Regions from separate parts of the Homo sapiens genome. Here region 1 is linked to region 2. A link is an interaction called in ENCODE POLR2A ChIA-PET data of the cell type or tissue named here. Cell type or tissue: PC-3. All regions are shown on one strand. Each heading gives the region's core, and the rest is flanking DNA. Links, peaks and the distances in the headings are about the cores only.

Region 1 (16,612 bases), core at 4,723-12,722, 460 kb after region 2:
GGATTACATATCAAAAAGTGGGAAGTTTTACCTCCTCACATCGTTTTCTAATATAATATTCTAATATTATAAACTATTATAAAACAGTACAAACTGGAGTTTCAGTTCCTTATTTATGAATTTCATTTAAAAAAACAGCTTAATGTATCTGCCTTTCTGCACAGAATAAGGAGGTTGTGACCTATGTACTTTAAACAGTTCAGAATCACAAGATGGTCTGGAAGAAGACATTCATAAACTATTTTTCAGCATTTTTTTCATATATTTTACACATAGTCTTGAAATGCAATGTGCCATATATGAAATTTTTCTTTTTTTCTTTTTGAGATGGAGTCTCACTCTGTCGCCCAGGCTGGAGTGTAGTGGCACAATCTCACCTCACTGCAACCTCCGCCTCTCGGGTTCAAGTGATTCTCTTGCCTCAGCCTCCCGAGTAGCTGGGACTATAGGTATGTGCCACCACACCTGGCTAATTTTTGTATTTTTAGTAGAGATAGAGTTTTGCTATGTTGGCCAGGCTGGTCTTGAACTCCTGACCTCAGGTGATCTACCTTCCCTGGCCTCCCAAAGAGCTGGGATTACAGGCGTGAGCCACCATGCCCAGCCTGAAATTTTTCATTTGTTTCTCCCTTGAATTTATTCATATTTTCCTTTACCACAGTGCCACTATTTTAAGTACAGCAACCTCTGTAGTTATTCTGTGTCCTAACAAACATATGACCAAAAGTTACAATCTCCTCTACAACCTTCTTAGGTTTTCAATCTTTTACAAGTATTATATAGTGTGTTTTCTTATTTATACCTCTATGGCATCTTTCAATGAACCAGCTAGCAAGAAAAAAGCAGCCGATTGTTCAAAGCGTTGTTTTCCAAGTAAGGAAAAAGCATTTTTCAAAGCAGCTTTTCGCCATCTATCTTCATTAAAGTTGTGGCTGAAAAATGTTGTCATTTTTTCATCATGCTGTGACCTGGGGACCGAGCATAAACATAAAGTGGTTAAACCAAATTTAAAATGTTCTACAGAATGTATAATAATATAAAATAAAAACCTCAAACAGAAATCTAAAAGAAGAACAATAACTTCAAGGACAGGCATTTGTTATCAAGCATCTCTTCACTTCTTCTAAGAAGGAAGGTCAATAATGCCTTATGTATACATAAATAGGAAACAGCATTTTTTACTTTGCAAAGTGCTTTTATCAACTTTTAAAACATCCCATCCTCTAGATTAAGCTGAAAAGATATTTTACCCATTTTTTTCAGCTAAAGGAACCAGGTCGCATAGAAGTGGATTTGATGAAGCTCATATACCTAATTATTTTCAAAAGCATTAGGTTTCTTACTCACAGCACAATCTTCATTCTGTTGAATCACGTTAAGTGTCAAGGCAACTTACCTAAACAGACCCCACACTACTGCTTTCTTCTTCATTGAAAGGTAGAATAGTGCAGCATCTAAGGCATCATTGTTCCTTTGAAAAGAAGCTTTGGCAACCTAAATGATAAATAAAATATTAAATTCACAATTTGACATAAGAATTACAATCAATTAATCAACAATAATGTTCCCCTGCTACTTCCATGGCTGATAGAAACTGTGGAGACAGAAAAAGTTGGTTCTGTTTCACAATCTCCAGTAGGTTATAATATTAATACATGCTCCTAGAGATAACCATTCGCAAGCCAGTAATTATGGTAAAAATCCTAATTACAGCCAGCACTTATTGACTATTTACCACGTCCTGGGCACGAGTCTATGCACCTTTTGTTATCTTATTGCATCACTACAAACCATGAGGCACTATCATTATTCCCATTTTATAGATAAAGTGACTGAGACAGAAAGGTTAAGTGAATTGCCTACAGTCACACAGTAAGGGTTAGAAAAGGGAATAGAAACCACGTAGAACTGAAACTAACATAGAAAGCAATAAAGAAGGCAGAATATTCAATAGATGTGAGCTTTTTCTTGAAAATTCAACATGTTATATTGTATGCAATCATACTGTCTTAAACATAAGAGCATATAGGCCATACCTTATTTTTCCAAGATGCTGAGATATAGCCTCTGCAAATCATTAAGTTGAAAGGCATAATGACAAAACAACAGTGGATGTTTTATTAATTAGCTCACATTGATGGCAAAGCAGGAAGCTATAATACTAAGGTATGGGAGAAAGGGAAAAGACATCTAAAATTACATCATGAAAATGCTTTACTCTCGGGCCGGACGCAGTGGTTCATGCCTGTAATCCCAGCATTTTGGGAGGCCGAGACAGGCAGATCACTTGAGGTCAGGAGTTCGAGGGCAGTCTGGCCAACGTGGTGAAACCCCGTCTCTACTAATACTACAAAAATTAGCCAGGCATGGTGGCGCACGCCTGTAGTCCCAGCTACTTGGAGGCTGGTTGGGAGAATTGCTTCAACCCAGGAAGAGGAGGTTGCAGTGAGCCGAAATCACACCATTGCAATCCAGCCTGGGCGACAGTGCAAGACTCTGTCTCAAAGAAAAAAAAAAGAAAGAAAGAAAGAAAAAGAAAAAAGAAAATGCTTTACTCTCAATACTCTTTTCCCTTCCCCCTTTTAATTGTGTTGTCTGCCCCCTATCATTTAACTTAGTGCTTCAATATGTTAGATAATTTTTAGAGGAATTTTATTTGTATTCAGCTGATTTATAATATACATTTTGAGGCAGAAAATGTACATATCCCTTTGATTTAATTTTAAGAAATAAATTACTTGTGGAAATAAATCATGTGTATATTATCACAGATAATCATAATGACAAGACACATGTTGACAAGAAGTAAAATCTTTGTGGGATACATCTGAAACATTTCAGATAAAGTATGTCCTCTTTTATCCAGTGCTTTGGAATATAAAACATTTAATGTAGAAACTGTATCATTTATATCCTTTAACAATTAACTTTTCCTGTACATCAGAGATCACATTTTTTAGTTGGTGCAGGAATGAATTCCTTCTTATATCTGTGCTTATTTTGAGAAAAGAAATACTGATATTTTGTTGGCAGCCTTACACGTAACAGTAAAATAATACTTTTATACTCACATTTAAAACTGTGATCTGAGAACCATGCACACCAGAATCATGGGATGCTGATTAAGATGAAGAAACCTCAGCCCTACCACTACCAAATTAAAATCTCTGGTTATGGGATGGAGAATATGCATTTTACATAAGTTTACCAGTTGAGTCTTCTCTGGGGAACTACTATTAAGGAATAAATCAGGAAAAGGTCTTTGCATCCTTCGGAGAAACAAATTCATACTTCACAAATATAGTACCACTGATTGTACTCCAGGGAATTCCAAAGGACTAAAAGGAAAATATGAATAAGAATTCCACTTTCCTAATCCTGCTAAAGTAGAAAAGGCACAGGCTAAATCTAACATTTATAAATGACTGGAGTTTGGGCTTGTTACCCATCCTCTCTGAATCTTAGTTCCATCATATGTAAAATGGAGATGATGACATGGGGTTGATTAGAACATAACATGGAATTATTTATGAAAAGCAACTGGCACCAAACCTGGTAGAGAGCTGAACTGAATTTTTTTCCTAAAAGGAATCTACCAGAAAACTGACTCCAAAAACCTGCCTTAAAAACTTTGATAGCCATTTCACTTGCTGCCACAGATATGTTCTTCAAGTACATACAAATCAAAACTGTTTTTATCCAATGAGATTTCAAGTGTGCAAAGAACGTTTGCTACTTATTCAACTAGTGATGCAGAGAGTCCTTTGTATAAAAAGAGTTTTTTAATGTATTGTAAATAACAAACAAGAACTCAAGTTTACTTTCTAAAGTTAGATTTTTCCATTTTCTTAAACCAGGGCATACCTCAACTAATAACAGAAAATATTATTATTCCACGGATATATTATAAATTCAGCCTATATAGAAAGACACAATATCATACTGCATGGACATTTTATAAAGGTCAAGTTTTTGTAATCTCCAAAAAACTTTATTTAAAAAAGTCTCACCAGGCATGGTGGCTCATGCCTGTAATCCCAGCCATTTGGGAGGCCGAGGAGGGCAGATCGCCTGAGGTCAGGGATTCGAGACCATCCTGGCCAACATGGTGAAACCCTGTCTCTACTAAAAATACAAAAATTAGCTGGATGTGGTGGCGCACGCCTGTAGTCCCAGTTACTCAGAAGGCTGAGGCAGGAAAATCGCTTGAACCCAGGAGGCAGAGGTTACAGTGAGCCAAGATCACACCATTGCACTCCAGCCTAGGCGACAAGAGCGAAATTCCATCTCCAAAAAAAAAAAAATTCTCAAGACCTCAAGATAGACAAACAAATTTCCCACTACAGGTTTTCTGGGAGATAGTATCTTTTTTTCGTTAGGAAAAGGTTTTTTTAATATAACTCAAAATCCACTAAAGAAAAGTTACCTTTTCAATGCATCTTCGAAGCGTGTTAATGTTCCTCACCCACCATCCTATGCCCATAGCTCTTAATTCAGACCACTGGGGGTCCCCTCTCTGAATTGCTGGAATCATATTAATCAGTTCTTCTTCAGCCTCAGAATGAAAAGCCCAGGCAAAATGGCATGTAGAGACACCTAAATTGGAAATATAAAATAATAATCTGCGTAACTGTATCAAATAAGAAGAAAAACAATTTTTCATGCAGTCACATACGCATTCATTTTGGAAAGAATTTTGAAGCAGAAAGAAAGAATGAAAGGCAGTCTGTCATCATTCAGGACTTTATACTATAAAAGTTTCTGAATACAAGATCAATAATGTGATACATAAAATCCAAATCTCTTTTTCCCCAAACATTTGTTTTCATTTCCCCTACAAAAATAGGGACACTAAAACTTAATCATTAGAAAGAAAAATATTTGAATATCAGGCCATTCACATGTACGGTACACCAAATTTATCAAGAGGTCATAAGAGCTGCCCAAGCTCACATAACTAGGAAGGTAGGGCCCAGGCCCGATTCCAGGTTTCTCTGTCACCAGGACCTGTGAATCCGGCCCGCCCAAGAGGACACAAGGTGTGTTATCCCCCACAAGAGCCCAGGGGAAGGAAAGTGTGGTGAAAGCTTTATTCAAGTCAAAAGCACTTGGCTCACAGTCCTGGATGTCGATTCCAGTGCCACTACCCCATTCTTCTCTCTAGCCATGGAGCTAAATATCACTTCAAAGCAAGCTCTAAACTTCGTAAGAGTTCCAGAAAATAATAAGGATAAGTTACAATCATGATGTACATTCCTCTGCTTTTAGTGCCTTCAGTTAAAAGTTTAAAGCTGCCTAATACTGATGCTTTTTGGTGAACATTGTTTTTTGTTTTGGGTTTGTTTGTTTTTTTTTACCTGGGAGAAGACTGACAGGGATCTAGGCTGTTTGAAGAGGCAACAAAATCTTTACTGACGCTATTAGACTTTTAAGTACTAATGGATTTATCAACAGTTCAATTACTGATAACGCTCTTACTGATATTCGACTTACAGCAGGTAAAAACGAAACATAATGAATGTGAACCACACAGAATGGTAATCAATAATGGGAATGCTGGCAAGAACTCTGGGAAGCCTTGGAAAGAAGCCAAACTAGTCCAAGTAGCCATCTGTATGAATTCATTTTAGAAACAAAGAAATGTCTGAGGTCAATGAAAGTCACATTACAACATAGGCCTCTCAATGCTATTAAGTATCTATATTGTTACACATAATTTTTTCCATTTTCAACTACTATATAGATTTTGTACATAGTTTAAAGCTTTTCTAATAATTACTGCTTCACTGTAATTTCTTTAGAAAGTATAAAATAAAAACTATTATGATTATTTTGAATAACAATCTTAACTCTTTTAAATTTCCCACTGCCAACACTCATATAACAACTGTGTTTGTAATCATACCACAAAATTAATGCAACATGTCTTGGCTGCCACTATAAATTTAGGGGAAAACACCAGAAAAAATTAATAAAATAAATTTAGTTTTTTATAACCTGAAAGGCAGACTAATTTTTTCACTATTTAAATCTCTGTCTGCTGTGAGAGAATTACTTTATCAAATAATTGATATTCTGCTTCAGCAACTAATATACGGCAACACAAAATGCATAATTTTGCTGATATAAAATATATAATATAAAATGACAATACATAGCATATTACATTCTATATCCTTAAATTAATTAAAATTTTGGTATAAGAAGAAACAAAAATACACACAGACATGTCAGAAGAATTAGGTTCAGAAAGTAAGATTAAGAGCAGTGAATGTATTTGAAAACCTGCAGAGGTGAAAAAAGTTATTAGGGAAGAAAAAGAACAGGGGCACGAATAGGCACTTCTTTTTATTTACCTACCAATGGCAGGCTATTCTCTGCAGTTTACCTCTGCTCTTGCTCTTCTCAGCTTTTCTATCTATGTACTGGCTACTTAACTTTTCCCTGAAAACTGCTCCCAGGACCAACACCTACAACACCAGTCACTTCTCATCGCCAATGTTTTAACTGCAGTCAAAGGGAAAATGGAATTTGACACAGCTTTAGAAATTTGAAGTGTTTTAGACTGCCCTAGGAAATGTACAAAATTGTCATTAACTGATTCAATACCACTTGACTATCACCCAAAACTAAAACTTAAGAGAACGTGGAGATACCATTTTAAAAACCTATCCAAATGGCATAGATTGCTTAAAATGTTAATATCAAATGTGGGCAATGGGGTTGAGATTTGGCATCATCAAACTTCTTTTTTATTTTATATTTTTTATAATTTTTTGTTTTCAATTTTTGTTGGTACGTAGTACGTGTATACAAACTTCTGGGAATGTAAATGAGCACATTTCTGAAGGGCATTTTGGTAATACTTATCAAGACTGAAGAATTTTCATGCCTTTTGATTCAGTAATTCCACTGCTGGAAAACTAGCATGAGGAAATAATCAGGAATGCAAATATTTACATGCCAAGGTACAAGGTTATTCATTAGAGTGATAATTCAAATAGAAAAAATACCTCAGCAAAATCTATTTCAAAAACAAAGGATTGGGCAGATGAAATATAGTTTAGACACAGAATCTCAGATAGCTATTTATAGTTATGTTTTCAAAGAACATTCATAGGTTAAAGGGTAAGTGCCATGGGTAAGAATAACAGTGTATCAAGCCTAGTGTTCTAGGTTCTATAATACTAAGACGTATATTATGGGACTCTTTCCAAGATGTTGGTTTCAAAAGAAATATAGTCCACTGAAATAAGCTCTGGACTGGGATTCGCACTCCCAACTCTTCTAATAAATAGTCCTGTATCCTGGGCAGGTCACTTTTAATTCTATAGTTTCAATTTTTTAATCTGTAATACGAAGGCTGATATAAATCCTTATGTCTCAAATCAGGTGTAGCAGTATGCCTGAAGTACACAAATCCACTGTTATCAATATGGCAGATCTTCCTGAATCATCAACTTTACTTGCTGGCAAATAACTAGAACATAATGCTTACATTAAAGTAAATATAAAAACACATCGCAGAGCAAAGTTTACATAATTTTTCAAAGAAAAGACATCAAGATATTCAGGGCTACTCTGTAGACAGCCACTTTGGGTTACAACCTCAGGCATACCACATTTACCCCCTAAGCTACTACTCTAGTAAATAAATTCTAAAAAACTTAGTTAGATGAGCAAAAGTCACAGAATAGAGCTGAAGGATACATAGAAAAATGGTAAGTGGGTACTATGTGACAGAAAGATCTTAAGCCAAGTGATAGGTGTGCACGTAATGACTTACCTAATGTTTACACACAAACATGATACACCCCATCGCTCCAATATTAAGTAAAAGTTGTGCAAAGCTTCAAACAGTGAGTGAATTACCTTGATGAAGTAGCTGCACTCGGTATAAAGGAGGCAGCGATGTCAAAAGGCATGTGTGTAGGCGCATAGCTAACAAGTATCTCAAACCACACTCATCTAATGTATCTCTTCCTGTAATTTAAACAGGAAATATGTTTAAGGAAAAAAGAATGCAAGAGGCCACAAACTGATAAGCTATAAAACAAACATTAAACTTAGTCATAATTTATATAAAATACATAAGTTTTAGTGTATTCCTTCCTGAACACTTTAACGTCTTTACAAAAAATTATCTTTACAAAAAAAAATGTGACTACTAAACTCTTAAAAGAAAAATGATTTGGAGAAATACAATTAACTATTAGAATAGATAACAAGAACATTTATATTGACTCATAATAAATGAAAGACATCTGGAAATCCAATAAAAAATATATTAACTATGGTAAGTTAGGTACAACTTTTAATAATATTTTCTACATGAATTCCGATGAGATGTAATGGAAATTACATAACTGATGTGAAATCATTTGTTATATATTTAAGCAGGTAGTATTTTCTACTTTGGTTAAATTAACTGAAATATGGTACTATCAAAGATTTAAAATTTGAATACCCAGGCTAGTTAGTGTTACATGGTTAGTTTGAACCTTCACCTTGATTCTACAAATTTATTTATACAAATTAATTCCACTTAGTCAAAGTATGAAGGTATGGCAAGCGTAACCAAAACTATAGCCACTGCTGGATAAAAGCAAAGCAAAAATACAGACAGCACCTAGCCCAATAACTGACACTTTGGAAGTACTCAATGATTATAGAATCAAATAGTATTTTCCAGAAAAAAAAAAACAAAAACTTTTAAATTGCCAAAGATCAAGCCCCAGCTCTGCTTCCCATTACCTATATCCATCCATCCATCTATTTATTTAGCTAGATAGATAGCTATTAGGTTGGTGCAAAAGTATTTACAGTTTTGCCATTACTTTTGCACCAACCTAATATGTATCTATTTATTTATTTATGGACATGAGATCTCACTATGTTGCCCAAGATGGTCTAAAAGTCCTGGCCTCAAGCAATCCTCCTACCTTAACCTCCCAAAGTGCTGCCATTACAGGTGTGAGCCACCATGCTCATTCGTCCGTTTATTCATTCAACAAATCAAGCATCTATTACATGTGAGGGACTCTTCAGGTACTGGGAATTCAGCAGTGAATAAGGCAAAGTCCCTACTCTCTTGGGGATCATATTTTAGGAGGTAGAGACAAACAATAAACAAATAATATGTGGAAATTAATGCTATGAAGGGAAATAAAGCAGGACTGAGAGATAGGGAATGCTGGAGTAAGAGAGTTCTATTTCATACAGTGTGGCCAGGAAGGAACTCTCCAATAAGATGACATGCCAGCAGCAATTTGAGGAAGTAAAGGAACAAGCCATGCATGAATCTGGAAGAAGAGCATTCTAATAGAGTAGAAATGAGCATAGATCGTGTGGGGCCTTTTAGGCCACTGTAAGGCTCTTAACTTTTATTCTAAAGTGAGACAGGAAGGCACCAGTATATGTTGAGCAAAGGAGAGATTTAATGTGATTTGGTTTTAAAAGAATCACTGGTTCCTAAGCAAAGAACAGATGGAGGTAAAAAGAATAAAGCAGTTAGGAGATGACAGGGACTTGGACCAGAGTAGTAACTGCAGAGGTAATGAGAATTGATTATTGGATTCTGGATATTAATAGAACTGATAGCATTTGCCAATGAACTGGATACTGGGTATGAGAGAAAGCAGAGTCAAGAATGACTGTAAGTTGTCTCACCTGAACAAATGGAAGAACTCATTTACTTAGAATCCATTTACTGAGATGTGTAACTCATTTAATCTCTGAGCTTCAGTTTCCCACCTGTGAAATGGAGACATTCATTCCTGCCTTATTACCTCATGAATGTCCACTGTGTCCAGGATACACTATTTCTATATTGCTTAGCCAATGATACAGTTTTGTATTAGAAAGTATAAACTATTTTTTACAAATCATGCCATGCCTACTTTCTTAATGTCCCACAGTAAAAACTAATATATATTAAACACACAACACAAGCTTAAGGTTGTTCTGGGAAGAATCTCATTCAACTGCATACAACCTCATAATGGTTAAGATTTTTCTTTTCCAATTAATAGTGAGAAAATAAGTCATAGGCAAAACCCTAGAAGGTCTCTAGTTATTTTAACCTGCAGAGAAGAAAACTTTGGGGGATATACTATAAGGATGTAAATCTATATGAAGAGATATTTTCCAGCTACCTTTCCCCCACAGATCTGGAAATCATGAAATAGTTAAAAGGGTACAGGCTTTGAGTCAACAGTTTATCCACATATGAACTCCACTTCTACTCCTTAATGCCTATGTGATCTCAGATGAGTCCCTTAATTTCTTAAGGATCAGTGTCTTCATCTATAAAGTTAAACATAATAATAGCTATCTGCTAGAAGACTGTGATAATTAAATATGATAAAGTAAAGAAAGTGCCTGAAACATAGCAATTTTTCACTCCTCCAAAATATTTATTGAATTAATGAAATTCTGATCATTAATTTTCAGTTTCCTTTGCCAATGCCATCATTTACAATCAACACCATTACCCTGAACTATGTGCATAAAAGAGAATGGAATCTAGTTCCAGGAAGCAGCCAAAAATTTTCTAGTTACAGAATGAATTAGGCAAAATACGTATGACATTAACTGTATGGAAATCTCGCTGAAGAGACTTTTTGGAGAAAATTAGGTAATTGTAAAAAGTTGTTTATGGCTAGAAATGGGAAGACCAACAAGTTGAGCCCATGAGGTCCCAATAAGCCTCATGATTCCATAGTAACATTAACAAATGGGCTGTTATTATCAAAGAAAAAATCATAGGGATCAATCTGTGTTAAAAAACAAGAGACTTGGCCAGTCCATGGTGACTCATACCTATAATCCCAGCACTGTGGGAGGCCAAGGCAGGAGGACTGCTTGAGCTCAGGAATTCGAGACTAGCTGGGGCAACATAAGGAGACCTAGTCCCTACAAAAAAAATAAAAAGAAATTAGCTGGGCCCCATGGTGGTGCACACCTGTGGTCCCGGCTATTCAGGAGGCTGAGATAGGAAGATTACTTGAACCTGAGAGGTTAAGGCTACAGTGACCCATGACTGCACCGCTCAACTCCAGCTTGGGCAACAGAGCAAGACCCTGTCTCAAAAAAACAAACAAAAAACCCACCCAAACACACACAAAAAAACAAGATTATAAATCCAAAATGACACAAAGGTTTCAGTGTAAAAACTCATGAGAGAATGCACATGGATCTCACAAATCCATGCATTCATATGCCGGCCTCAACCGTCTTTTCTAACTGAGCATATTATATAATAGTAATTACCTATTAAGGAGGTCTTTTCCCTGCAAAGTTTGAAAGTTGAGACTGCAATTCAGTAAATGAGTCAGTATAGAGATAATACAAATATTTCTATTAGGTACAACTTTATAAATTTTTAGCGAGAATATTTACCTGAGCAACTCTTATCTCTGCTTTCATCAAGCTCAGTACTAGTAGTAGCCACTGTATCAGCCAAAGCTACAAGGAACATCTGCTCCAAACGGGTAAGGCCTGGTAGACTTGAGTGCATAAGATGACTTGAAAGTACCCTTGCATGTTCTTGGCCAAAGTAAGCTGGTCCATATTGAGAAAGATTTATTACTTTTGATTTGTTTTCTCTCTTTTCAGGCTCTAAATCAATATCATCCGTTGGTATATCCTGGATTTGAAACAGCTCTGAATACTGATCCTCTGGTTGACTTACTGTCTGATCTTCATAGCTCTGTGGTATCTTTGTACTTTCTTCTGAAATTCTGTAGGATGTATCTTGATCTGCAGCAAGTAATGCATATAGTGGTAGTGGAGGGATAGAATCTATCTCAGTATAATCTCGAGTACCATCTTTTCCTACGGTGACTGTTTCCTTTGCTGTACTGCCACTTACACTAATAGTTCGAGAGAGATGTCGCTTAGTTCCTTCTCCAGCATCAGGATCTCTAACTATTGCTACTTCACCTGCAATACATTTTACTAAATGAGAGAGAATGGCTTTAGCCCTTCGCACTTTCCCTAAATCCATCAATTCTAACAGCTGAGTTGGATGATATTGTGGAAGAGTAGGGGAAAGTACATGTGCAGCCTCAAATAAGCCACCATCTTGAATTACAGTTGGTGAACAAAAAACATCATCAGAAATAGCTGTTCCTTCAACAACACTTTTTCTTGCCAGCATATTAGATTTAAAGGTCGAATGATCTTGCATTGCTGCCTCTTCTGCATTAGAACTATCAGCTTCAGTGTCTCCAAATTTGACAGCATGCTTCCACTGTGCATATACATGCATTTCACAATCCATTCCTACCACCAATATCCCATCTCTTACCCAAGAGAGAGAAACAGGCAGTGAAGGAGTACCATCAACAGAAGATACCAAGTCTATAGATCTAAGAAGAACCCATCTTGACTTAACTCCTTGCTTGATACTACCACCTAGTGGTAAAGTGATGACAGCTACTCCATCCTTACTGTTGGTTTGCTCAGTCACAATTCCTGAAAGCCTTCCATACATGAAGATATTCGCACCGACTCCCACTGTAAGAATGTGGGAGCCATCTTCTTTTGATACCCAGTCCAAATGTACTAAATGTTTGATATTCGGAATAAGATATCTATCCTTGCTCAAGAGTGCATCTGACTTGCTATACACAAACAGATTACTGTCGACGCTGACCCTTGAATCAAGTACACTCCCAACCTTAACCAAATCATCAAGATGAATTGTTTGTTCTAAAACCCACTCTGATCCTCCTGTAGATTCACATTCAAATATACAAACATGCATGGAAAATTCTTTAGAAACAAAACCATTATGGTGGATAGGCTGCTTATAAGCCACTGCAAGGCGACCTGTGTATGAACAGCTAACAGCAACTGGTCTTCCCACAATGCTCACTGTACTGCTATTATCTTCTCCTTCATCATTCATCAAAGGCCATCTCTTCCAATGATAAATTTCTTTCTCATCACTTTTATTACACTCTGGGTTGGCTTCCATACAACATTTCCAGAAGCGTACTTTATTGTCAGAACAAGTTGTAACCACTAAATAAGGTGCAAGGCACACTGGATAAATTGAAGAAGAACTCAGATGGCCTTAAAAAAGAAAAAGCAAATAGTTAGTTGTAATAATAATAAAGCCACAAAATAATATGGTAGTAATCAAATTCTGGAATGTGATCAATTTAAAGTCACTATGAGCTTCTTCAGAATATCTCTGCAGTCTTCCTCTTAACTAGTATCCCACTAAATGTCCATTGGCCAACATATCTATAAAGGTCTTGAAGAGCCCATCAGTGAAATCAAGGTATGCAATAATAATCACTTAATTTGTTTTTAGGTAATTAAGTTTAAATGAGGCAACCATTTAATTAAAATAAAACTCAAAAGCACTGAAACAAGTCAGCCCTTAATGTGTTTCTATTATTTATATTTACCTTCACAACATGCCTCCTTAGAATTTCATACTATATATTTAATCATTTTCATCATGAATACTTAACTGAGCTTTACAATTTGCCTTTCAAATGCCCCTAACCTTCTCTCAAATAATCCAGACCCCAGGTGGTACACCAAATTTTGTTTCAGACCGCAAAACAGACCAATAGATCTTACCCATTTTACCAAGTTTAATTCATCCTCTCTTAGCACTGAACCAGAACCCTCTTATCTATTCCTGACTGCCAAAGACTAACAATGCACATCTGTTGTCAACTGTAAGACAAGGGGATATAGAGATTAAAGATCTGAGGTCAGAAGATCTGGATTTGAGTTTCAACCCATCAATAATTTCATTAACAGTGGGAAAGCTACTTAATCATCTGAGCCTATTCCATCTAAACAATTGGGATCAGTTACTGTTTCCCCTAGATTACTATTGTCAAATAAGACATTTTATAAGGCGTCTGTAAAATATAATTTATTATCACGAACTCCAATAAACTTATTTGAGTATAACCCAAACCTTTCAAATATTTTGAAAGATTAACAAACTGGCCTAGATCTGCACCAGCCACAAAAGCCCAAGAGTACACTCTTCTCAATATGATCTTTCCAACTGTGAATGCAAACCTGTCTTACGGATGAATAAGAAAACACCTATACTGAATATCATTCACCAGTAATTTTAGCGGCCCCGAACCTCCAATTTTGGTTTCCCAAAAACACTATTCTAGAAACTCCCCAATTAAAATTCTGCAAGTAGATCACTTTAAACACAGCTGCCAGACTTGCCCTCAAAATATCTACCTTGCTAAAGTCAGTATCATTCCAGACCACCCAAACTATAGTCTTTTATCCTACATTTTTCCTCAGAGTATCTGCCAACTGTTGTTCAAACATTCTTAATAAAGGTGAGACGTGATTACCACAATGTGAATGAAGTCTTAAATTTTAAAAAAAGCCTCAGTGGTTTACAAATGAATGTATTTGTTCTTCAAAATTTTACTATCATTATATTCCAAAGTGTAGGCAAGACACCTCACATTAAAATATTTTCACTATTGGCTGGGCGCGGTGGCTCACGCCTGTAATCCCAGCACTTTGGGAGGCCGAGTGGGCGGATCACAAGGTCAGGAGATCGAGACCATCCTGACTAACACAGTGAAACCCCGTCTCTACTAAAAATACAAAAAATTAGCCAGGCATGGTGGTGGGCGCCTGTAGTCCCAGCTACTCGGGAGGCTAAGGCAGGAGAATGGCATGAACCTGGGAGGCGAAGCTTGCAGTGAGCCAAGATAGCACCACTGCACTCCAGCCTGGGTGACAGAGCGAAACTCCATCTCAAAAAAAAAAAAAAAAATTTCATTATTTTGGCCGGGCGTGGTGGCTCACACCTGTAATCCCAGCACTTTGGGAGGCTGAGGTGGGTGGATCACGAGGTCAGGAGATCGAGACCATCCTGGCTAACACGGTGAAACCCCGTCTCTACTAAAAATACAAAAAAAATTAGCTGGGCATGGTGGTGGATGCCTGTAGTCCCAACTATTCAGGAGGCTGAGGCAGGAGAATGGGTGTGAACCCGGGAGGTGGAGCTTGAAGTGAGCCAAGATAGCACCACTGCATTCCAGCCTGGGCGACAGAGTGAGACTCCGTCTAAAAAAAAAAAAAAAAAAAATTTACACTATTTTCTGTCAAGCTGATTACATTTATCACAGGAAATTTTGTGGGTTTGTGTGTGTGTGTGTGTGTGTGTGTGTGTGTGTATGGAGTCTCACTGTGTCGCCCGCCCAGGCTGGAATGCAGTAGTGTGATGTCAGCTCACTGCCGCCTCCACCTCTCGAGTTCAAGCAATTCCCCTGCCTCAGCTTCCCAAGTAGCTGGGATTACAGGCACGTGCCACCACGCCCAACTAATTTGTGTATTTTTAGTACAGACATGGTTTCGCCATGTTAGCCAGGGTGGTCTCGAACTACTGACCTCAAGTGATCCACCCACCTCAGCCTCCCAAAGTGCTGGGATTACAGAAGTGAGCCACCGCACCCAGCCAGGAAATTATTTCTAATAAAGACATGTTTCTAACCATCTAGACATATCATTAATAGAAAATCAATCTTTATTTTAATGTCAACATAGAACATATTTCAGAAGAGTTCATCTATTTTATCCACTAAAGAGTTCATATATTTTATCACTCTGAGCTACCACTGCCCAGTCTTAAAGTGACCTTACCTGCTGAAGGCGTTGCTCTTATTACTTCAACTGATTCTGGGAGATCAAGGGGTTGGCTATACACCAGTCTAGAACTCAGAATAAGTTTACTGGCAGTTTGAAGATTGGCAATTGATGAAGAATGTGGCATGGGGCTCACACTAGGAGAGGTTTCTGGAGAAGAATCTACGTTCTTCTGTCCAGGGACTGAAAGTAGACTCTCAGAGGAAGCCCCTTCTGAAGCTTTAGCTTTAAAAATAAATTATAAAATTACAAAATGTATGTATATCATTACTATAAATAGGAGCTAGAATATTACTTTGTTATTATTTAAGAAACATAGCTTCTTAAAAGTATTTTGGAGGTGAGGATATAGAGAAAAGAGAGCTCTTTTTAAAACAGAATGACCATATGACTCAGCAATCTCACTACTAGGTGTTTACCCAAAGGAAAGGAAATCAGTATATCAAAGGGATAACTGCACTCCCACATTTATTGTAGCACTATTCACAACAGCCAAGACATAAAATCAACCTAAGTATCCATCAATGAATAAATGGATAAAGAAAATGTCATATATATACACAATGGAATACTATTCAGCTATAAACAAGAATGAAATCCTGTCATTTGCAGCAACACAGTTGGAAATTGCAGGTCAGTATGTTAAGTGAAATAAGCCAGGCACAGAAATACAAATATCACCTGTTCTCTCACTCATATGTGAGAGCTAAGAAAGTGGATCTCATAGAGGTAGATAATAGCATAATAGATACCAGAGAATGGGAAGGGTTGTGGGGTGGGTGAAGAGACTCTTTAATAGGTACAAACATGAAGGTAGAAGAAATAAGTTCTATTGTTTGATAGCACAGTAGAATGACTACAGTTAACAACAATGTATATTTCAAAAGAGCTAGAAGAGAAGATCTGAAATGTTCCCAATCCGAAGAAACAATAAATTTCAAGGTAATGAATATCC
Region 2 (16,612 bases), core at 4,762-12,761:
CTAGTATTTTGTGAGGATTTTTGCCTCTGTGCTTTCAGGAATATTGGCCTGAAGTTTTCTTTTTTTGTCATTCTCTGCCAGATCTTGGTATTAGGCTGATACTGCCTTCATAGAATGAGTTAAGGAGGAGTCCCTCCTCAATTTTTTAGAATACTCTTAGTATGATTGGTACCATTTCTTTTTTATACATCTGGTAGAGTTTGACTGTGAATCCATCAGGGCTTTTTTTGGTGGTGGGCTTTTTTTGGTGGTAGGTTTTTTTGTTTGTTTGTTTGTTTTTAACAGATTCAGTTTCAGAGCTTGCTATCGGTCTATTCAGGGTTTCAATTTATCTTCTATCCCGAGTTTCCTTAAGATCATTATTTTGAATTCTTTTTCAAGTATTTCATAGATTTTTTTTTTTTTTTATCTGTTACTGGAGAATTATTGCAGTCTGTTGAAGGTGTCATGTTTCCTTGCTTTTTTTTTTAATGGTTCTTGTGTTCTTACATTGACATCTGTGCATCTGGTACAACAGTCACTTCTTCCAATTTTATGGATTGGCTTTTGCAGGCAAAGATTTTTCCTGTAGTTGTATCTATAGTGATGGTTGGATTGGGTATTTTGGCTTCAATTCTGAGTGGGCACAGTAGTGTAGTCTCCATATGATTTCTTTCACTGTAATCAGTGTCATTGGTGTCTGTGAGTTCCTTGATGACTTAGGCTGAACTTGTTAGTGGAGGCTGTGGCGAGGCTTCGCTGGGGATGGGGACACCAAGTGAGCCATCTTCAGGCACCAGTGGTGGTGTTGGTGAGACAGGCATACTGGTCTTCATGCCCCTGGGAAGCATATGTGGGTGCTAGTGGAGGTGGAGGCCCTGTATGGGCACATTCTGTAGCCTCCAGATGGCATCCTCATGTGCTGGGAGTAGCAGTGGTGGGCTGGGAGACAGGCCTTTGGCCCTTGGCTGGCATGCATGGCACCACTGGTAGCAGTAGTGGCAGCAGGTTGGCTGTGGGGCCCCTGGGTGGCACATGTGGGTGCCAGTGGCTGCAGCAGAAGGTGTCACAGACCTGTCCTCGGGGCTGTGGTCCACATGAGTGCTGAGCACTGGCAGCAGTGCTGAATTTTTTTTGTAAATGAAGTGATTCTTAAGTTATTTCTTGGTTTAATAATTATTATTACTTGTCTGAATTTCTCTTGTGAGGCTGGCTACAAAACTCATTGAAGTTGTATCCTTTGTGCATAGAATATCAGGAATGGCATGAGCCATCACTTCCCCTTCTGCAGTCATGGTAGGTGTTGCCATCTATTACATCTCTCTTGCTCTGGATTTAAAACTCAGCTTCAGGATCCTTCCTACCATAGTGCTTCAGGCATCCACTACTAGTTTATCTGAGTTGTCACTCAAAATGAAACCTATTTTTTCTGTCTTAAGCAGTACATAAAGCCGGGCACGGTGGCTCATACCTGGAATCCCAGCACTTTGGGAGGCTGAGGCTGATCACCTGAGGTCAGGAGTTTGAGACCAGCCTGGCCAACATGATGAAACCCCGTCTCTACTAAAAATACAAAAGTTAGCCGGGCATGGTAGTGGGTGCCTGTAATACCAGCTATCTGGGAGGCTGAGGCAGGAGAATCACTTGAACCTGGGAGGCAGAGAATGCAGTGAGCTGAGATTGTTCCATTGCACTCCAGTCTGGGCAACAAGAGTGAAACTCTGTCTCAAGAAAAAAAAATAGTACATAGTTGGCTTCTAACGTCAACCTTCCTCACATTAAGGGGTTCCCAACTTGTAGTCTACAAGTACAGTTCAAACACACCTTTCTACATGATTTACTATTATCTATAATGACACTCTACTTCTAATTAAGTCTAAAAGGCCTAAAGAAAAAATAATTTGTCATCACAACAATAAGGAAATATTTATTGAGTGCAACTGGGTCAGAAGCTGTTCTAAACACTGTCATGTGTTTTTTATTAATCTCCTCAAGCCCCTGTAGCACAGTATTATCTTCCTGTTTTACTGATGAAGAAACAGAGGCTCAGAGAGCTTAAATGATTTAATACAGATATCTATCTGTAGAATCAGGATTTGTGCTGGGATCTCATGATCTTCCGTGAATATACTCTTTTTTCTTATTTCATTTTCCCTTTTATTCTTCCACACCTCTTGGCTTTAGTGAGAAGCAGCTGGCACTTTCGGAGCTCTGCCAATAAGAGGGTGTCATAACGTCTGTGAGCAGATTGACAAGTCACAGCCTGTAACAGGGAGGGTTCTTCTTTTTCTACTGGAGAGAAAGACATTTTGCTTTTTCTTTTCTTTGTTACTTCCAGATTTGAAGTGATTCTGACTGCCAAAAGTCCAGCTAGTCTAAAGAAAACTGGGGGATTATAGTAACTTGTTTTATTTTAGATTAATTTGGTAGTTGGGTCAGGAAATTAAATAATGCTGTGATTATTTTATTTTATTGAAGCAGGTAATCATGAAGCCAGAGGAAAACTATTTTCAACAAGTTAATCATTGATGATTCACTGGTATTTTTTGTAGTGTTGTGTTAGAAGAATAATCATCACCAAAAATGAATGAGAAGTAGATAAATCCAGCATACATGGAGACAGACACAAACACGCCCAACCACACCACACCCACATATACACATATATAATTATTTATTGAAATAAACATGTTTGAAACTATGAACTATTATTAATATGTGTGAAATATCTTTTTCAAGTTAAAATTTTCAGCCACATCAACTTGAAATGTCTGAATATAACATTTCTCAGCCAAAGTGCCATGATTGCTCCCAAAAGAGCAGAATGTGGAATAATCAGACCACCAGCTCCTCTTCAGAGTTCTAGGAGCAAGCCTAGGGTGGCAGGAGCCCTGGAGTTCAGAGCCAGCTGTTTGAGGCTGGGTCTGATGCCAATTTTGAGGTTGAAATGCAGCTTTACTGTCTGGTCCAGGGAGCGTGGGTGCCAGTCCCAGAGCCCAAAGGTGGAGGGCAAGCACTAGTTATCATGCCAGCCTTTCTGTAGTTCTTCCGGGATCTAATACTAGAGAACAAAGGAGACACGGCCCCAAGCACTGGGATTACAGGAACAGCATAGAACCTGCAAGTGAGGGTAATCTTCCCTCCCTCCTTCATTTTCTTCCTTTCTTCCTTTCATCATTAATCTTTTTTTTTTTTTTTTTTTGAGACAGACTCTCACTCTGTCACCCAGGCTGGAGTGCAGGGGCGTGATCTCAGCTTACTGCAACCTCTGCCTCCCAGGTTCAAGCAGTTCTCCTGCCCCAGCCTCCCAAGTAGCGGGGATTTATTACAGGCACGAGCCACCACACCCAGCTAATTTTTTGTATTTTAGTAGAGATGGGGTTTCACCATGTTGGCTAGGCTGGTCTTGAACTCCTGACTTCAGGTGGTCCTCCTGCCTCGGCCTCCCAAAGTGTTGGGATTACAGGCATGAGCCACTGCACCTGGTCTGATTTCTTTTTCAGCTGTTCACTGTTGGCATATAGAAATGCTACTAATTTTTGTAACATTGGTTTGAATGGTTTGAATATACCATCCCATTTTCTCCTGGCCTATAAGGTTCTGCTGAGAAGTCTGCTTAGTCTTATGGTATTTTTTTTTTTTTTCTTGAGACGGAGTCTCGCTCTGTCGCCCAGGCTGGAGTGTAGTGGCGCGCTCTTGGCTTACTGCAAGCTCCGCCTGCCAGGTTCACACCATTCTCCCGCCTCAGCCTCCTGAGTGGCTGGGACTACAGGCACCTGCCACCACACCTGGCTAGTTTTGTTTTTGTATTTTTAGTAGAGACAGGGTTTCACCATGTTAGCCAGGATGGTCTTGATCTCCTGACCTCATGATCCACCCGCCTCAGCCTCCCAAAGTGCTGGGATTACAAGCATAAGCCACCATGCCAGGCCTTATGGGGGTTCTTTTATAAGTGATAAAACATTCTTTTCTTGCTGTTTTTAGAATTCTCTCTTTGTCTTTGACTTTTGACAGTTTGACTATAATGTGCTGTGGAGAAGATTTTTTTAGATTATATGGATTTGCGTGTCGAGTTTTCTGGATGTCTAAATCTCTTGCTAGACTTGGGCAGTTTTCAGATATTATTTCATTAAATAGGTTTGCTATACCTTTCATTTTTTCTTTGCCTTCTGGGATACTGGAAAATAAATATTTGGTCTTTATGGTGTCTCATACATCTTGTAGACTTGTTTCATTCTTTTTAATGTTTTTCTTCATTTTTGCCTGACTGGGATATTTTAAAAAGACCTGTCTTTAAGTTCTGAGATGTTTTCTTCCACTTGATTTAATCTATTGTTGAAGCTTTTGAATGTTATAATTTTTTTTTTTTTTGAGATGGAGTCTCGCTCTGTTGCTCAGGCTGGAGTGCAGTGGCATGATCTCAGCTCACTGCAACCTCCGTCTCCCACGTTCAAGTGATTCTCCTGTCTCAGCCTTCCAAGTAGCTGGGATTACAGATACCCACCACCATGCTTGGCTAATTTTTGTATTTTTAGTAGAGACAGGGTTTCACCAAGTTGGCCAGGCTGGTCTCGAACTCCTGACCTCAAGTGATCTACCTGCTTCGGCCTCCCAAAGTGCTGGGATTACAGGTGTGAGCCACTGTGCCCAGCCTGAATGTTGCTTTGTATTTCATTTAATGAATTATTCAGTCCTCAGTTCCAGAATTTCTGCTGAATTGACTTTTTTTTTTTTTTTTTTTTGAGACAGAGTCTCACCCTGTTGCCCAGGCTGAGACAATCTTGGCTCACTGCAACCTCTGCCTCCCAGGTTCAAGAGATTCTTGTGCCTCAGCTTCCCAAGTAGCTGGGATTACAGGCATATGCCATCACACCCAGATAATTTTTGTATTTTTAGTAGAGATGGGTTTTTGCCATGTTGGTCAGGCTGGTCTTGAATTCCTGGCCTCAAGTGATCTGCCAGGCCTCCCAAAGTGCTGGAATTACAGGCATGAGCCACCATGCCTGGTGAATTGACCTCTTTATTATCATATAATGACTTTCTTTGTCTCTTTTTATAGTTTGTGTCTTAAAATCTATTTTGTCTGATATAAGCGTAAGCTACTGCTGCTCTTTTTTGGTTTCCACTGGCATGGAATATCTTTTTTCATCCCTTTATTTTCAGTCTATGTGTGTCTTTATAGGTGAAGTGTGTTTCTTGTAGGCAACAGATTGTTGGATCCTGTTTATTTATCCATTCAACCATTGTATGTGTCTTGATTGGAGAGTTTAGTCCATTTACATTCAATGGTAGTATTGATGAATAAGGAGTTACTTTTGCCATTTTGTTATTTGTTTTCTGATTGTTTTGTGGTCTTTTCTTCCTTCTTTCCTTCCTTTCTTCCTTTTTGTGAAGGTGGTTTTCTCTGGTGGTATGTTTTAATTTCTTGCTTTTTATTTTTTATGTATCTGTTGTAGGTTCTCTGATTTGAAGTTGCCATGAGGTTTATAAATAACATCTTAAAACTCATTATTTTAAACTAATGACAACCTAACACTGATTGCAGAAACAAACTACAAACAAGCAAAGAGAAAACTAATACAAACTCTACATTTTAACTTTATTCTCCTTCCCCCACTTTTTAACTCTTTGTTGTTTCTATTTATATCTTATTACACTGTCTATGCCTTTAAAAATTGTTGTAGTTATTATTTTTGATAGGTTCATCTTTTAGTCTTTCTACTCAAGATATAAGTAGTTTACACACCACAATTTCAGTTATAATATTCTGTGTTTCTCTGTTTACTTACTATTACCAGTGAGTTTTGTGCCTTCAGATGATTTCTTTTTTTCTGTTTTTTTCTTTTTTTTTTTTTTTTTTTTGAGATGGAGTCTCGCTCTGTCGCCCAGGCCGGAGTGCAGTGGTGCGATCTCGGCTCACTGCAACCTCCACCTCCCAGGTTCAAGTGATTCTGCCTCAGCTTCCCGAGTAGCTGGGACTACAGGCGTGCACCACCACGCCCAGCTAATTTTTGTATTTTTAATAGAGACGGGGTTTCACCATGTTGGCCAGGATGGTCTCAATCTCTTGACCTTGTGATCTGCCCGAACATCCTTTTCTTTCAGATTGAAGAGCTCCCTTTAGCATTTCTTGTAGGACAGGTCTGGTGTTTAAATCCCTCAGCTTCTGTTTGTCTGGGAAAGTCTTCATTTCTCCTTTTGGTTTGAAGGACACTTTTGCTTGATATACTATTCTAGGATAATTTTTTTTTTCCTTCAGCACTTTAAATATGTCATGCCACTCTCTCCTGGCCTGTAAGGTTTCTATTGAGAAGTCTGCTGCTAGTTGTACTGGAGCTCCTTTGTATGTTATTTGTTTCCTTTCTCTTGCTGCTTTTAGGATCCTTTATTTATCCTTGACCTTTGGGAGTTTGATTGTTAATGCTTTGGGGGTAGTCTAATTTGAGTTAAAGATGTTTTGTGTTCTATATCCTTCTTGTACTTGAATATTGATATCTTTCTCTAGTTTTGGAAAGTTGTCTGTTATTATCTCTACCCTAATTTTTCTCTCTACCTCCTCTATAAGGCCAATAATCCTTAGATTTGCCCCTTTGAGGCTATTTTTTTTCAGATCTTGTAGGCATGCTTCATTCTTTCTTCTTTTGTCTCCTCTGACTGTGTATTTTCAAATAGCCAGTCTTCAAGCTCACTAATTCTTTCTTCTGCTTGATCAGTTCTGCTGTTAAGATACTCTGTATGTCTTCAGTATCTCAGTTGCATTTTTCAGCTGCAGAAATTCAGCTTGATTTTTAAAAATTATTTCAATCTCTTTGTTGAATTTATCTAATAGGATTCTTAATTCCTTCTCTGAGTTATCTTAAATTTCATTGAGTTTCCTCATGATTTTTGAATGCTTTGTCTGAAAGATCACATCTCTCTGTCACTCCAGGATTGGTCACTGGTACCTTATTTAGTTTGTTTGGTAAGTTCATGTTTTCCTGGATGGTCTTGATGCTTGTGGATGTTCATCAGTGTTTAGACATTGAAGAGTTAGGTATTTATTATAGTCTTCACTGTCTGAGCTTGTTTGTACCCATCCTTCTTGGGAAGGCTTTCTAAGTATTCAAAAGGAATCGAGTATTATAATCTAAATATTTGGTCACTGGTGTTTAAATCCCTCAGATTCTGTTTGTCTGGGAAAGTCTTTATTATCTGTGTTATGGGGCACCCCAGGCCTGATAACATTGTGATTCTTGCACACTTATAGAGGTACCATCTTGGTGGTCTTGGGAAAGATCTGGGAGAATTCTCTGGATTACTAGGCAGAGACACTTTTTCTCTTCCTTTATTTTCCCCCAAACAGAGTATCTCTCTCTGTCCATGCTGGGCTACGTGGAGCTGGTTGAGGGGTGACACAAACACCCCTGTGGCCACCACCACTGGCCCTGCACTGTGTCAGAGCCAAAGCCAGCATAGCATTGAGTCTTGCCTGACCTGCAGAGACCACTGCCTGGCTACTGCTGATGTTCACTGAAGGCCCAAGGGCTCTTTAGTCAGCAGGTGGTAAATCCAGCCAGGCTTGTATCCTGTTCATGGCAGCGAGCTCCCACCTCTGGCCCAGGGCAGGTTCATAAATGCCATCTGGGAGCCAGAGCTTGGAGTTCAGAACCTTAGGATTCTACTTGGTACTCTATTCTACTGTAGTTATGCTGGCATCCAAGCTGCAAGATAAAGTCCTTTCCACTCTTCCTTCTCCTTTTCTTATGCAGGAGTGTCTTCTCATGGCCACCATTGCCCCAGGGCCACTGCGAGTACTGCCTGGTTAGTGCCAGTGTTCACTCAAGGCTCACATGCTCTTCAGTCAGCTTGTGGTGAATGCTGCCAGGTCTGGGTCTCTCCCTTCAGGGCAGTGGGCTCACCTCTGGCTGAGGGTGGATCCAGAAATGCCATCCAGAAGCCAAGGCCTGGAATTGGGAACCCCAGGAGCCTGCTTAGTGCTGTATGCTACTGCGGCTGAGCTGATGCCTAAGCTCTATGACAACGTCCCCTTTACTCTTTCCTGTCCTTTCCTCAAGCAGAAGGAGCCTCTCCCTGTGGCCACCAAAGTTGGGAATATGCTGGGTCACATCTGAAGCCAGCAAAGCCCTGGGTCTCATCCAAGTACTGCTGATGTTTATTCAAGGCTCAGCAGCTCTTTAGTCATCAGGTGACGAATCCTGCTAGGACTGGGTCCTTTACTTCAAGGCAACAACAGTTTCTCTTCTGGCCTAGCGTATGTCTAGAAATGTCATCTGGGAGTTAGGGCCTGGAATGGAGGCCTCACGACTGCCTGGTGACCTCTTCTACTGTGGATTAGCTGGTATCCAAGTTGCAAGACAGTCCTCTTTAGTCTCCTCTCTCCTTTCCTCAAGCAAAAGGAAGAAGTCTCTCCTGGGCCTGTAAGCTACATTGTCTTGGAATGGGAAAAGGGTGATTTAAGCATTTCTTTGGCTGCCCCATCTAGTGTCTCACTGAGTTGTGTGTACCCCAAGTCCACTTGTTCTGAGCCCAGAACAGTACCAGGACTTGCCCAGGAATTGCAATCCTTGTGGCCTAGACTGACTTTCATGTTTATTTAGGACCCCGGAGTGCTTTAGCCTGTGGTGGGGGGGCTAGCTGGAACTCAGGTTCCAACCACTGGAATGGATGATTCCCCTCTGTCTAAGGCTGGCCTAAATGTTCCTTCATAGGTGCTGGCCAAATTCTGTCCTAGGTTTCTTTCCACTGTGACAGGGCAGTGCTGAGTTCCAATGCAAAGTCCCACAATCACTGCAGTCCCTCTCCCCAAAGCACACATATTCTCTCTCCATGCCACGTGGCCAGTGCTGGGGGGAGGGAGAGGGGTGATGTCAGCAATTCAAGACTGTCTGTCCTATCTTCTTCAGTGCTTCTTTCCTTTTTTTTTTTCTTTTTTTTAAATTATTATCATTATACTTTAAGTTTTAGGGTACATGTGCACATTGTGCAGGTTAGTTACATATGTATACATGTGCCATGCTGGTGCGCTGCACCCACCAACTTGTCATCTAGCATTAGGTATATCTCCCAGTGCTATCCCTCCCCCCGCCACCCGACAACAGTCCCCAGAGTGTGATGTTCCCCTTCCTGTGTCCATGTGTTCTCATTGTTCAATTCCCACCTACGAGTGAGAATATGTGGTGTTTGGTTTTTTGTTCTTGTGATAGTTTACTGAGAATGATGATTTCCAATTTCATCCATGTCCCTACAAAGGACATGAACTCATCGTTTTTTATGGCTGCATAGTATTCCATGGTGTATACGTGCCACATTTTCTTAATCCAGTCTATCACTGTTGGACATTTGGGTTGGTTCCAAGTCTTTGCTATTGTGAATAATGCTGCAATAAACATACGTGTGCATGTGTCTTTATAGCAGCATGATTTATAGTCCTTTGGGTATATACCCAGTAATGGGATGGCTGGGTCAAATGGTATTTCCAGTTCTAGATCCCTGAGGAATCGCCACACTGACTTCCACAATGGTTGAACTAGTTTACAGTCCCACCAACAGTGTAAAAGTGTTCCTATTTCTCCACATCCTCTCCAGCATCTGTTGTTTCCTGACTTTTTAATGATTGCCATTCTAACTGGTGTGAGATGGTATCTCATTGTGGTTTTGATTTGCATTTCTCTGATGGCCAGTGATGATGAGCATTTTTTCATGTGTTTTTTGGCTGCATAAATGTCTTCTTTTGAGAAGTGTCTGTTCACGTCCTTCGCCCACTTTTTGATGGGGTTGTTTGTTTTTTTCTTGTAAATTTGTTTGAGTTCTTTGTAGATTCTGGATATTAGCCCTTTGTCAGATGAGTAGGTTGTGAAAATTTTCTCCCATTTTGTAGGTTGCCTGTTCACTCTGATGTTAGTTTCTTTTGCTGTGCAGAAGCTCTTTAGTTTAATCAGATCCCATTTGTCAATTTTGTCTTTTGTTGCCATTGCTTTTGGTGTTTTAGACATGAAGTCCTTGCCCATGCCTATGTCCTGAATGGTAATGCCTAGGTTTTCTTCTAGGGTTTTTATGGTTTTAGGTCTAACGTTTAAGTCTTTAATCCATCTTGAATTGATTTTTGTATAAGGTGTAAGGAAGGGATCCAGTTTCAGCTTTCTACATATGGCTAGCCAGTTTTCCCAGCACCATTTAATAAATAGGGAATCCTTTCCCCATTGCTTGTTTTTCCCAGGTTTGTCAAAGATCAGATAGTTGTAGATATGCGGCGTTATTTCTGAGGGCTCTGTTCTGTTCCATTGATCTATATCTCTGTTTTGGTACCAGTACCGTGCTGTTTTGGTTACTGTAGCCTTGTAGTATAGTTTGAAGTCAGGTAGTGTGATGCCTCCAGCTTTGTTCTTTTGTCTTAGGATTGACTTGGTGATGCGGGCTCTTTTTTGGTTCCATATGAACTTTAAAGTAGTTTTTTCCAATTCTGTGAAGAAAGGCATTGGTAGCTTGATGGGCATGGCATTGAATCTGTAAATTACCTTGGGCAGTATGGCCATTTTCACAATATTGATTCTTCCTACCCATGAGCATGGAATGTTCTTCCATTTGTTTGTATCCTCTTTCATTTCCTTGAGCAGTGGTTTATAGTTCTCCTTGAAGAGGTCCTTCACATCCCTTGTAAGTTGGATTCCTAGGTATTTTATTCTCTTTGAAGCAATTGTGAATGGGAGTTCACTCATGATTTGGCTCTCTGTCTGTTATTGGTGTATAAGAATGCTTGTGATTTTTGCACATTGATTTTGTATCCTGAGACTTTGCTGAAGTTGCTTATCAGTTTAAGGAGATTTTGGGCTGAGACTATGGGGTTTTCTAGATATACAATCATGTCGTCTGCAAACAGGGACAATTTGACTTCCTCTTTTCCTAACTGAATACCCTTTATTTCCTTCTCCTGCCTAATTGCCCTGGCCAGAACTTCCAACACTATGTTGAATAGGAGTGGTGAGGTGAGAGAGGGCATCCCTGTCTTGTGCCAGTTTTCAAAGGGAATGCTTCCAGTTTTTGCCCATTCAGTATGATATTGGCTGTGGGTTTGTCATAGATAGCTCTTATTATTTTGAGATACGTCCCATCAATACCTAATTTATTGAGAGTTTTTAGCATGAAGGGTTGTTGAATTTTGTCAAAGGCTTTTTCTGCACCTATTGAGATAATCATGTGGTTTTTGTCTTTGGCTCTGTTTATATGCTGGATTACATTTATTGATTTGCGTATATTGAACCAGCCTTGCATCCCAGGGATGAAGCCCACTTGATCATGGTGGATAAGCTTTTTGATGTGCTGCTGGATTCGTTTTGCCAGTATTTTATTGAGGATTTTTGCATCAATGTTCATCAAGGATATTGTTCTAAAATTCTCTTTTTTTGTTGTGTCTCTGCCTGGCTTTGGTATCAGAATGATGCTGGCCTCATAAAATGAGTTAGGGAGGATTCCCTCTTTTTCTATTGATTGGAATATTTTCAGAAGGAATGGTACCAGTTCCTCCTTGTACCTCTGGTAGAATTCGGCTGTGAATCCATCTGGTCCTGGACTCTTTTTGGTTGGTAAGCTATTGATTATTGCCACAATTTCAGATCCTGTTATTGGTCTATTCAGAGATTCAATTTCTTCCTGGTTTAGTCTTGGGAGAGTGTATGTGTCGAGGAATTTATCCATTTCTTCTAGATTTTCTAGTTTATTTGCGTAGAGGTGTTTATAGTATTCTCTGATGGTAGTTTGTATTTCTGTGGGATCGGTGGTGATATCCCCTTTATCATTTTTTATTGCATCTATTTGATTTTTCTCTCTTTTTTTCTTTATTAGTCTTGCTAGCAGTCTATCAATTTTGTTGATCCTTTCAAAAAACCAGCTCCTGGATTCATTGATTTTTTGAAGGGTTTTTTGTGTCTCTATTTCCTTCAGTTCTGCTCTGATTTTAGTTATTTCTTGCCTTCTGCTAGCTTTGGAATGTGTTTGCTCTTGCTTTTCTAGTTCTTTTAATTGTGATGTTAGGGTGTAAATTTTGGATCTTTCCTGCTTTCTCTTGTGGGCATTTAGTGCTATAAATTTCCCTCTACACACTGCTTTGAATGTGTCCCAGAGATTCTGGTATGTTGTGTCTTTGTTCTCGTTGGTTTCAAAGAACATCTTTATTTCTGCCTTCATTTCGTTATGTGCCCAGTAGTCATTCAGGAGCAGGTTGTTCAGTTTCCATGTAGTTGAGCGGCTTTGAGTGAGATTCTTAATCCTGAGTTCTAGTTTGATTGCACTGTGGTCTGAGAGATAGTTTGTTATAATTTCTGTTCTTTTCCATTTGCTGAGGAGTGCTTTACTTCCAAGTATGTGGTCAATTTTGGAATAGGTGTGGTGTGGTGCTGAAAAAAATGTATATTCTGTTGATTTGGGGTGGAGAGTTCTGTAGATGTCTATTAGGTCCCCTTGGTGCAGAGCTGAGTTCAATTCCTGGGTATCCTTGTTGACTTTCTGTCTCGTTGATCTGTCTAATGTTGACAGTGGGGTGTTAAAGTCTCCCATTATTAATGTGTGGGAGTCTAAGTCTCTTTGTAGATCACTCAGGACTTGCTTTATGAATCTTGGTGCTCCTGTATTGGGTGCATATATATTTAGGATAGTTAGCTCTTCTTGTTGAATTGATCCCTTTACCATTATGTAATGGCCTTCTTGTCTCTTTTGATCTTTGTTGGTTTAAAGTCTGTTTTATCAGAGACTAGGATTGCAACCCCTGCCTTTTTTTGTTTTCCATTTGCTTGGTAGATCTTCCTCCATCCTTTTATTTTGAGCCTATGTGTGTCTCTGCACGTGAGATGGGTATCCTGAATACAGGACACTGTTGGGTCTTGACTCTTTATCCAATTTGCCAGTCTGTGTCTTTTAATTGGAGCATTTAGTCCATTTACATTTAAAGTTAATATTGTTATGTGTGAATTTGATCCTGTCATTATGATGTTAGCTGGTTATTTTGCTCGTTAGTTGATGCAGTTTCTTCCTAGTCTCGATGGTCTTTACATTTTGGCATGATTTTGCAGCGGCTGGTACTGGTTGTTCCTTTCCATGTTTAGCGCTTCCTTCAGGAGCTCTTTTAGGGCAGGCCTGGTGGTGACAAAATCTCTCAGCATTTGCTTGTCTGTAAAGTATTTTATTTCTCCTTCGCTTATGAAGTTTAGTTTGGCTGGATATGAAATTCTGGGTTGAAAATTCTTTTCTTTAAGAATGTTGAATATTGGCCCCCACTCTCTTCTGGCTTGTAGAGTTTCTGCCGAGAGATCAGCTGTTAGTCTGATGGGCTTCCCTTTGAGGGTAACCCGACCTTTCTCTCTGGCTGCCCTTAACATTTTTTCCTTCATTTCAACTTTGGTGAATCTGACAATTATGTGTCTTGGAGTTGCTCTTCTCGAGGAATATCTTTGTGGCGTTCTCTGTATTTCCTGAATCTGAACGTTGGCCTGCCTTGCTAGATTGGGGAAGTTCTCCTGGATAATATCCTGCAGAATGTTTTCCAACTTGGTTCCATTCTCCCCATCACTTTCAGGTACACCAATGAGACGTAGATTTGGTCTTTTCACATAGTCCCATATTTCTTGGAGGCTTTGCTCATTTCTTTTTATTCTTTTTTCTCTAAACTTCCCTTCTCGCTTCATTTCATTCGTTTCATCTTCCTTTGCTGATATCCTTTCTTCCAGTTGATTGCATTGGCTCCTGAGGCTTCTGCATTCTTCACGTAGTTCTCCAGCCTTGGTTTTCAGCTCCATCACCTCCTTTAAGCACTTCTCTGTATTGGTTATTCTAGTTATACATTCTTCTAAATTTTTTTCAAAGTTTTCAACTTCTTTCCCTTTGGTTTGAATGTCCTCCCGTAGCTCAGAGTAATTTGATCGTCTGAAGCCTTCTTCTCTCAGCTCCTTAAAGTCATTCTCCGTCCAGCTTTGTTCCGTTGCTGGTAAGGAACTGCGTTCCTTTGGAGGAGGAGAGGCGCTCTGCTTTTTAGAGTTTCCAGTTTTTCTGTTCTGTTTTTTCCCCATCTTTGTGGTTTTATCTACTTTTGGTCTTTGATGATGGTGATGTACAGATGGGTTTTTGGTGTGGATGTCCTTTCTGTTTGTTAGTTTTCCTTCTAACAGACAGGACCCTCAGCTGCAGGTCTGTTGGAATACCTTGCCGTGTGAGGTGTCAGTGTGCCCCTGCTGGGGGGTGCCTCCCAGTTAGGCTGCTCGGGGGTCAGGGGTCAGGGACCCACTCGAGGAGGCAGTCTGCCCGTTCTCCGATCTCCAGCTGCGTGCTGGGAGAACCACTGCTCTCTTCAAAGCTGTCAGACAGGGACATTTAAGTCTGCAGAGGTTACTGCTGTCTTTTTGTTTGTCTGTGCCCTGCCCCCAGAGGTGGAGCCTACAGAGGCAGGCAGGCCTCCTTGAGCTGTGGTGGGCTCCACCCAGTTCGAGCTTCCCGGCTGCTTTGTTTACCTAATCAAGCCTGGGCAATGGCGGGCGCCCCTCCCCCAGCCTCGCTGCCGCCTTGCAGTTTGATCTCAGACTGCTGTGCTAGCAATCAGCGAGACTCCGTGGGCGTAGGACCCTCCGAGCCAGGTGTGGGATATAATCTCGTGGTGCGCCGTTTTTTAAGCCCGTCGGAAAAGCGCAGTATTCGGGTGGGGTGACCTGATTTTCCAGGTGCCCTCAGTCACCCCTTTCTTTGACTCGGAAAGGGAACTCCCTGACCCCTTGCGCTTCCCAAGTGAGGCAATGCCTCGCCCTGCTTCGGCTCGCACACGGTGTGCGCACCCACTGACCTGCGCCCACTGTCTGGCACTCCCTAGTGAGATGAACTGGGTACCTCAGATGGAAATGCAGAAATCACCCGTCTTCTGCGTCGCTCACGCTGGGAGCTGTAGACCGGAGCTGTTCCTATTCGGCCATCTTGGCTCCTCCTGCTTCTTTCCTTGATATGATGTTCAAACCAGGTACTGTGACTACTCACCTGATTTTAGGTTCTTATGAAGGTGCTTTCTTGGGTGGATCGTTGTTCAATTTGGTGTTCTTGCAGGGGGGATGATTGCTGGAGGGTTCTTTTCAGCCATATTGCTCCGCCTCCTTGCCTGAATTTCTGTTTCTTTTTAATGATTTCTATCTCTTTGGTAAATTTCCCATTTATTTCCTGAATTGTTTTTCTGATTTGTTTGTATTGTTTTTCTGTGTTCTGTTGTATCTTACTGAACTTCTTCAGCATCAATATTTTCACTTTTTTTCTGTGATCTCATAAATTTCTTTTTGCTTGGAATATGTTATTGGAGAATTACTGTTTTTCCTGGAGGTGTCGTATTTCTTTGCTTTTCATGTTTCTGTGTCCTTACACTGATATCTGTGCATCTGGTGTAACAGTCACTTCTTCCAGTATTTTGTATTTGCTTTTATAGGAGAGGACTTATTCCTGAAGATGTATCTATGGTGTTGATTGGGTAGGGCACTTGTGCTTTGATTCTGGGTGCGTGCAGTAGTGTAGTCTCTGTATTATTTCTTTGGCTATAAACAGCAACAGTGATGTCTGTGATTTCCTCACTCGTTTTAGGGTGCAGTTGTTAGTGGAGTCTGTGGTGAAATTTTGCTGAGGACAAGAGCACCATGTAGTCCTGTCCTTGGGCCCCAGTGGTGGCAGCAGCAGGCAGAATGTGCCTGTCCTTAGGCCCCAGGGCAGCGTATGCTGGCACTGGCGTTAGCAGGTCCAGGCTGGCCGATTCTTGGGCCTCCAGGCAGCTTACTCAGCTGCTGGTTGTGGCAATAGTGGACAAGTTCTTCAGGTCCTTGTGGAGTGAGTGTGGTGTGGGCAATGGCAGTAGTAGTGCTGAGACAACCTTCTGACTCCCAAGCAGTCCTTGCTGGAGTTGGTGGTGGCTGTGATGGGCTGGGTAGGCTGGTCACCAGGCCCATAGGTGGCACATGCTGGTGGATTCCTGCTATGGTGGTAGTGGCAGGCTGAGTGAGCCTGACCTCAGGACCCTAGGAGGCTCAAGTGCCAAAACTGGTAGACTAGTCTGAGTGGTCCCCAGGCCCCTGGATGGTATGTTTAGGCATTGGTGGGTGGCAGAGCTGGGATGGGTGGACCTATCCTCAGGCCCCCTCGTGGTGCATGCAGGGACTAACTATAATAGGCAGAAATAGGGTGATTCCCAGGTCCTAAGTGAATGTTCAGGCGGGGGTGTCAGCAGCCCTGCTACTAGGGAGGGTGGGGTTGCTTTCAAGGACAACAGCTGTATGCAGGCAGCTAAGGAGCATACACTTTGCTTGTGCTTCACACACCCCACCCCCCCACCCCCACCCGCCCCGCTGTGGTGGCAGCCTGCAGTGGTAGTGACTGTGGGCAGAGGAGTTTGTCCTCAGGGTTCATGAAAATTCATGATGGCTTTGCTGCTGGGAGCAGTGGGGATGTTGCCAATGGTTTAAGCTTCAGCCTTGGCAGCAGCAGCCAGCTATGGTGGTGGCTGTTCTTGGTGATGTTAATGGGGATCCAGGGATGTGGAGATGCAGGTGCTGTTGGGCCCCCAGGCAGGATGCAAGCTGGTGGGGCTAGGCTCTCAATATAACACCATGATGTGTCTGCTTAGGACTTC

The links. ChIA-PET counts read pairs that join two places held together with the same protein. Peaks named below come from ENCODE experiments on the same cell type or tissue, not always from the same donor. Only the 100,000 strongest peaks of a DNase experiment are listed, where the experiment ranks them.
Region 1: POLR2A ChIA-PET joins it to region 2 with 5 read pairs; 1 of 35 experiments calls an interaction of 5 or more read pairs at or near these places.

What each region holds. Positions count from the first base shown.
Region 1 is chr15:51,487,152-51,503,763 of GRCh38, forward strand. It overlaps DMXL2 (Dmx like 2), which reads right to left. Exons shown (of 44, transcript NM_001378457.1): 17 at 15,655-15,882; 18 at 11,401-13,080; 19 at 7,873-7,983; 20 at 4,427-4,596; 21 at 1,397-1,494; 22 at 803-968. Among named protein-coding and RNA genes, the nearest start is that of DMXL2, 130 kb to the right of the region's middle. In PC-3, for the core only: CTCF peaks have their summits at 12,418 (motif pointing left) and 12,618; a DNase peak (open chromatin) is centred at 7,930; H3K4me3 peaks cover 583 bases; H3K27ac peaks cover 510 bases.
Region 2 is chr15:51,022,714-51,039,325 of GRCh38, forward strand. It overlaps MIR4713HG (MIR4713 host gene), which reads left to right and starts at 14,775. Exons shown (of 3, transcript NR_146310.1): 1 at 14,775-14,968. RefSeq lists a silencer at 8,225-8,425. In PC-3, for the core only: no CTCF peak of the experiment used is centred there; a DNase peak (open chromatin) is centred at 8,128; H3K27ac peaks cover 1,450 bases.